Linked DNA regions of Homo sapiens: region 1 is linked to region 2. Evidence: chromatin loops called from intact Hi-C (ENCODE). Cell type or tissue: ovary. All regions are shown on one strand. Each heading gives the region's core, and the rest is flanking DNA. Links, peaks and the distances in the headings are about the cores only. Region 1 overlaps LOC105371308 (a long non-coding RNA gene). Region 2 overlaps LOC105371308 (a long non-coding RNA gene).

Region 1 (2,923 bases), core at 100-2,599, 63 kb after region 2:
CAAAATTCTAGGATGCAATACCAATATAGAAAAGCATGAAATATATATGTAAATATATGTGTGTATAAATATATGTATGTATTTATAGGTATTCAACAACACAGGGAAATAACATTAAACTTAAAATATATTCATAATAGCATCAAATCAAAACACTCAACAATAGGTTTTATTTAAAATATGCAAAGAAAGCATAGGTTTTTAATAAATAATTAAATAAATTAACATTTTTTACAGAAAGAAATTGCAGAAGACCTACATAAATTGAGTTACAAACCATGTATGTATTTTAAAAGTCTCAATATTATTAAAATGCCAATCCTCCCCAAATTTAAATGATATATTGAACACCATTCCAATTAAGTTTCCAGAAGTTTGTTTTGTGAAAATTGACAACTCAATTCTAAGACTTGTATGGAAATTCAAAGAATCCAGATTAGCCAAAATAATTTTGTAAAAAGTAATCAAATTAAAAGGCCTTGAATTATCTTATCTCATGGCTAAAATAAGCTACTGTAATCAAAACAATGTGGTATTGATGCATTGAAAGACAAATAATTTAGAGCTACAGAATGGTGTCCAGAAATATTTTAACACATACATGATCAATGAATAGTGAGTAAAGTTATAAACAATTTTGAATGCTTGCTTATATCAAGCAACAGCTTATGTGAGATATCAATATCTAAATGTAACATTTTAGAACTCATAATATAATGTGTTTGCAACCTTGGGGTAAGGAATGCTTTCTTATGTTGAACACAGAAATCACTGTACATAAATATTTTATAAAATGAAAAACTTGACTTTAACAAAATTAGTAAGATTTGCTCTCAGAAAAAGCAAAACTTAGAAAACAGAAATGGAAGGACTTGACTTGAAAATATAAAACAGAATTGGATCTTGAATTATAAAGTACTTTTACAACTCAATGATAGGTACCCAAACAGCCCAATTTAAAAATGATTAAGAGATACAACTTAAACACAGAGGAAAGGCTTAAAAATGAGTGTATGATAAAGCAAATATAGTACAATTAGTAGAATATGGGTGTTGGGTATGCACATTCTCATTATATCAATGTTCTTTCAATTTTGTCATATATTAGAATTGTTTATAATAATAATAAATAAAAATATTGAGCTGTCCATTTACAATTGAAGTACTTCATTTTGGTAAATAGTGTTTCTAGAGAAAGGTTCTCCAATTTTACTGTACATAAATATGATTTGTGAGTTACAAACAACTGCAACAACAACAAACAATGCAACAAAACAGAAGGTATTGGCTCTACTTTGATTCTAATCTGATTGGTGTAATAGTCATTTATATTTTTAGAACCTTCCCAGGTTATTAAAACGTACCTTCAGATTTTGGAACTACTGATGTAAGGCTTTGTACACAAATAATTCACCTGGACTTGTTGTAAATGCACTTTCTGATTTAGTAAGTCCAGGTTTTGAAATTGTACATTTTCAATAAGCTTCTGTAAGGTCCAGCCCTACAGGGCCTGTGGGTTTTTCTCTTCGTGTGCGGAGACGGTAGATGGTAGAAATAAAGACACAAGACAAAGAGATAGAAGAGAAGATAGGTGGGCCCGGAGGACCACTACCACCAAGACACGGAGACCCATAGTAGCCCCAAATGCCTGGCTGCAGGCAAGAGGGCAGGGTAAGGCGTGTGAGTCTTCTCCAATGATAGGTAAGGTCACGCAAGTCACGTGTGGACAGGGGGCCCTTCCCTATTTGGTAGCCCAGGCAGAGAGAGAGGGGACAGCTTACGTCATTATTTATTCTATGTATTTCTCCGAGAGATCAAAGACTTTAATACTTTCACTAATTCTGCTACTGCTTTCTAGAAGGTGGAGCCAGGTGTACAGGGCGGAACATGAAAGTGGACCAGGAGTGTGACCGCTGAAGCACAGCATCACAGGGAGACATTTAGGTCTCCGGATGGCTGCGGGCAGGCCTGACTGATGTCAGGCCTTCCACAAGAGGTGGTGGAGCAGAGTCTTCTCTAACTCCCCACGTGAAAGGGAGACTCCCTTTCCTGGTCTGCTAAGTAAGGGGTGCCTTCCCAGGCACTGGCGCTACTGCTAGACCAAGGTCGGCTAAGTAACTGGTGCCTTCCCAGTCACTGGCATTACCGCTGGACCAAGGAGCCCTCCAGTGGCCCTGTCCGGACGTGACAGAGGGCTCACACTCTTGTCTTCTGGTCACTTCTCACCATGTCCCTTCAGCTCCTATCTCTGTATGGCCTGTTTTTTCCTAGGTTGTAATTGTAGAACAAAGATTATTATAATTTGGAATAAAGAGTAATGCTACAAACTAATGATTAATAATATTCATATGTAATCATATCTATAATCTATTTATTGTATAACTATTCTTATTGTATATATTTTCTTTATTATACTGGAACAGCTAGTGCCTTCAGTCTCTTGCCTCGGCACCTGGGTGGCTTCCCGCCCACAAGCTCCTAAGTGATGTAGATATTGATGGACCAGGGCCACACTTTCTGTTCCCAGGTTCTGCCATCGTATCACATTAAGTGTGCATCAGAACGTCCAGGAGAGCTTTTTGAACGTGAAATTGCCAAACTGTATTCCCATCACCAACTACTTCTGATTGAATAATTTTGGAGTATGACTCAAGGATGTTCACGTCTAGAAAGTTCTCAGGTGATGTTGGTCCTCTTGGAAAAAGAACCAACTTTGAGAATCATTACTCTAAAGCTGTGCTGTTCAATGTGGTAGTCAATAGCCACATGTGGTAGTCAATAGCCACATGTGGTTATTAAATATATGAAATGTGACCAGTTCAAATCTAGACATTCTTTTAGTATAAAATACTAAATTTCTAGATCTAAGTAATGTAGCTGAAATTGAAAAAATAATGTGAAATATCTCAATTTTATATTGATT
Region 2 (2,923 bases), core at 249-2,748:
ATTCCAATGAGTTTAAAGGGATAGAGATTCTCACGATCTTAGAGTAGTCACTATTAAACTTGGGCAACTTGGGCATACATGAAAATTATTACCTGGTGGTATGGTTAGGCTTTGCAAAATGTGAGGACATTTGGGAGGGGCCAGAAGCAGAATGATGTGGTTAGGTTTTGTGACCCCATCCAAATCTCATCTCGAATGTGTTTAGGGAGGGACCTGGTGAGAAATGATTGGATTATGGTGGCAGATCCCCCATGCCACTCTCAGGAATTTGGGAGTGAATTCTCACCAAGATTAGGTGGTTTTATAAACGGTAGTTCTTCCTGTGCTCATACATGCTGTCTCTCACCTGCTGATATGGAAGGGAAGTGCTGGGTAGAGGAGGGCATGGTCTCTGGCTATGGCTCCACCCCTGGGCCTGTGCCCACGGACCTAGGTGAAGACAGGCATTTTTGTTTTCCTGCCCAAATGTTGCATTTCCCAAGACCATACTGGCCTGCCACGCCCCCATCTTGTGCCTATAAAAACCCGAGACCCTCATCACGCCTGTAATCCCAGCACTTCGGGAGGCCGAAGCAGGAGGATCACTTGAGGTCAGGAGTTCGAGACCAGCCTGGCCAACATGGTGAAGCCCCGTCTCTACTAAAAATACAAAAATTAGCTGGGCGTGGTGGCAGGTGCCTGTAATCCCAGCTACCCCAGAGGCTGAGGCAGGAGAATTTATCGAACCCGGGAGGAGGAGGAGGTTGCAGAGAGCCGAGATCTTGCCACTGCACTCCAACCTGGCGAGAGAGGGAGACTCGTCTCAAAACAAAAACAAAAACAAAACAAAACCCGAGACCCTAGCAGGCAGACACACAGGCAGCTGCACCTCGAGAGGAACGCGTCAGCGGAGGAACACACAAGCGGCTGGAGGTGGAGAGTAATGCACCAACAGGCACTGACACTCCAGCAGGCCATAGACCGGCAGAACGATGCGGAGTTTGGCTGGGGCAGTCGGAGGAGAGCCCAGGTCACTGAGCAGCCCGACTCCAGGGGAAAACCTTCCCACTCCATCTTCTTCTGGCTTCTCCCATCTGCTGAGAGCTACCTCCACTCAATAAAACCTTGCACTCATTCTCCAAGCCCAGGTGTGATCCGATTCTTCCAGTACACCAAGGCAAGGACCCGCGATACAGAAAGCCCTCTGTCCTTGTCACAGAGTAGAGGGTCTAATTGAGCTGGTTAACACAAGCCGCCTATAGATGGCAAAACTAAAAGAGCACACGGTAGCACACACCCACTGGGGCTTCGGGAGCTGTCAACATCCAGACCTAGACACTGCTGTGGGGTCAGAGCCCCACGACCCGCCCATCTGTATGCTCCCCTAGAGGTGTGATCAGCGGGGCACTGAAGAAGCGAGCCACTCCCCCTGTCGCATGCCCTGCGAGGGGGACCAGGAAACTTTTCCCATTTCACTGCCACCATATAAGATGTGCCTGCTTCCCCTTCTGCCATGATTGTAAGTTTCCTGAGGCCTCCCCAGCCATGCAGAACTGTGAGTCAATGAAACCTCTTTTTTTATTACCCAGTCTCAGGTATGTCTTTATAGCAGTGTGAAAATGGACTAATACACCTGGTTTACTTTTTTACTGTAATACAGATTCCAAGGTTCCAAACCCCAGATTTTCCAATAATATAGACATGTAGGATTATGCATTATATTTTACTATGTTTGTTTGGGTTTCATGATTGAAGTGAACAACAATTCAGGCTTTAAGAGGGGAATGTTCTAATTTGGACTCATCAAGGGAACTAATCCCAGGATTATAAATTAGAAGTATCTGGGTTTTTTTAAATCACTTCCTCACTTAAATACCTCTGTTTAAATTTTAGACTAGGAGATATCTAAGAACTGCACCAATGCTACATCACTGTAGTGCCAAGTATTTAAAATAGCAATCCCTTAACATCACATGAAAAAAATTAGATCTGTCACAACTTGGTCAAGGGAACATGTTGAATTAGAATAGCTTTAAGAACCATTCTGTGGAAATACACACCCCTAAGTTTATTCATATCCATATTTTGATCTAAGTTTTATTAATATGAAAATACACCATGCAAGGATGTTTGTTTAGTGACCCCACTGTTAGATTTAACTGGGAATCCATTATATTAGCAAATTCACAGCTGTGAGGCTGTGTTGGTGCAAGGAAGCTGAAAATTAGAAACTTGAGTGGATTTCAATACCTAATTCCACAGCGAACGTAGGAAAATTAGAGCTGAAAAAGAAATTATTCTAAGTTGAAGGCAATTTAGCTTTCATTCTTTCTCATTTTAACAGTCCCTGTTTTAAAAGATGCCCAACTGTACATCTGTAGAACGAAAAAAAAAAAAAACTGAGTTTTTTGAAACAAACTCATGTTCTACATCCTTGACAATAAATATCTTTTATATATTTTCTAGTCTCTGTTCTTCCATTTATTATCATGGAAAAGGGCCTCTTTACATCTCAGTTGAACTATTGTACTAGTCTAATAAATTACCCTGATGACATTCTCACTTCCTAAACTCTCCAAATTTAATTTCCATCTTTCCACCAGGGAGATCTTTCTAAACTTTTCATATGACTGCTACTTGTGTAAAATCTTCCAACAATACTTAACAACAGAGTCCAAATTTATAACATTCATGTGTGATTTGGTCTCTTGCCTAGTTCATGAATTTCACCTCAAACTCAAATTTCAGATATTCTGAATTCTCTAACTCTCCAACTCTCCAACTCCTTGACACTTCCATGACTTTGCAAGTGATGGTTTATCCTGCTGGATCGTGGTTTGCCATCATTTCCTGGGTAATTCAGCTAAGTAATGACCTGCCCTCTGAAATTGATTTTTTTTTAACTCCCTAGGCTTTACTAGATGTGCCTTCTCTGGGGTTTTTG

The links. Hi-C counts contacts between places; a loop is a spot of excess contacts. Peaks named below come from ENCODE experiments on the same cell type or tissue, not always from the same donor. Only the 100,000 strongest peaks of a DNase experiment are listed, where the experiment ranks them.
Region 1: a loop joins it to region 2, with 4 times the contacts of the local background. A loop is called at or near these places in 2 of 110 quality-filtered maps.

Annotation. Positions count from the first base shown.
Region 1 is chr16:63,353,933-63,356,855 of GRCh38, forward strand. All of the region lies in intron 2 of LOC105371308 (a long non-coding RNA gene), which reads right to left. Among named protein-coding and RNA genes, the nearest start is that of LINC02165, 370 kb to the right of the region's middle. In ovary, for the core only: no CTCF peak of the experiment used is centred there; no DNase peak of the experiment used is centred there.
Region 2 is chr16:63,290,888-63,293,810 of GRCh38, forward strand. The region is part of intron 4 of LOC105371308 (a long non-coding RNA gene); the gene reads right to left. Among named protein-coding and RNA genes, the nearest start is that of LINC02165, 440 kb to the right of the region's middle. In ovary, for the core only: no CTCF peak of the experiment used is centred there; a DNase peak (open chromatin) is centred at 1,352.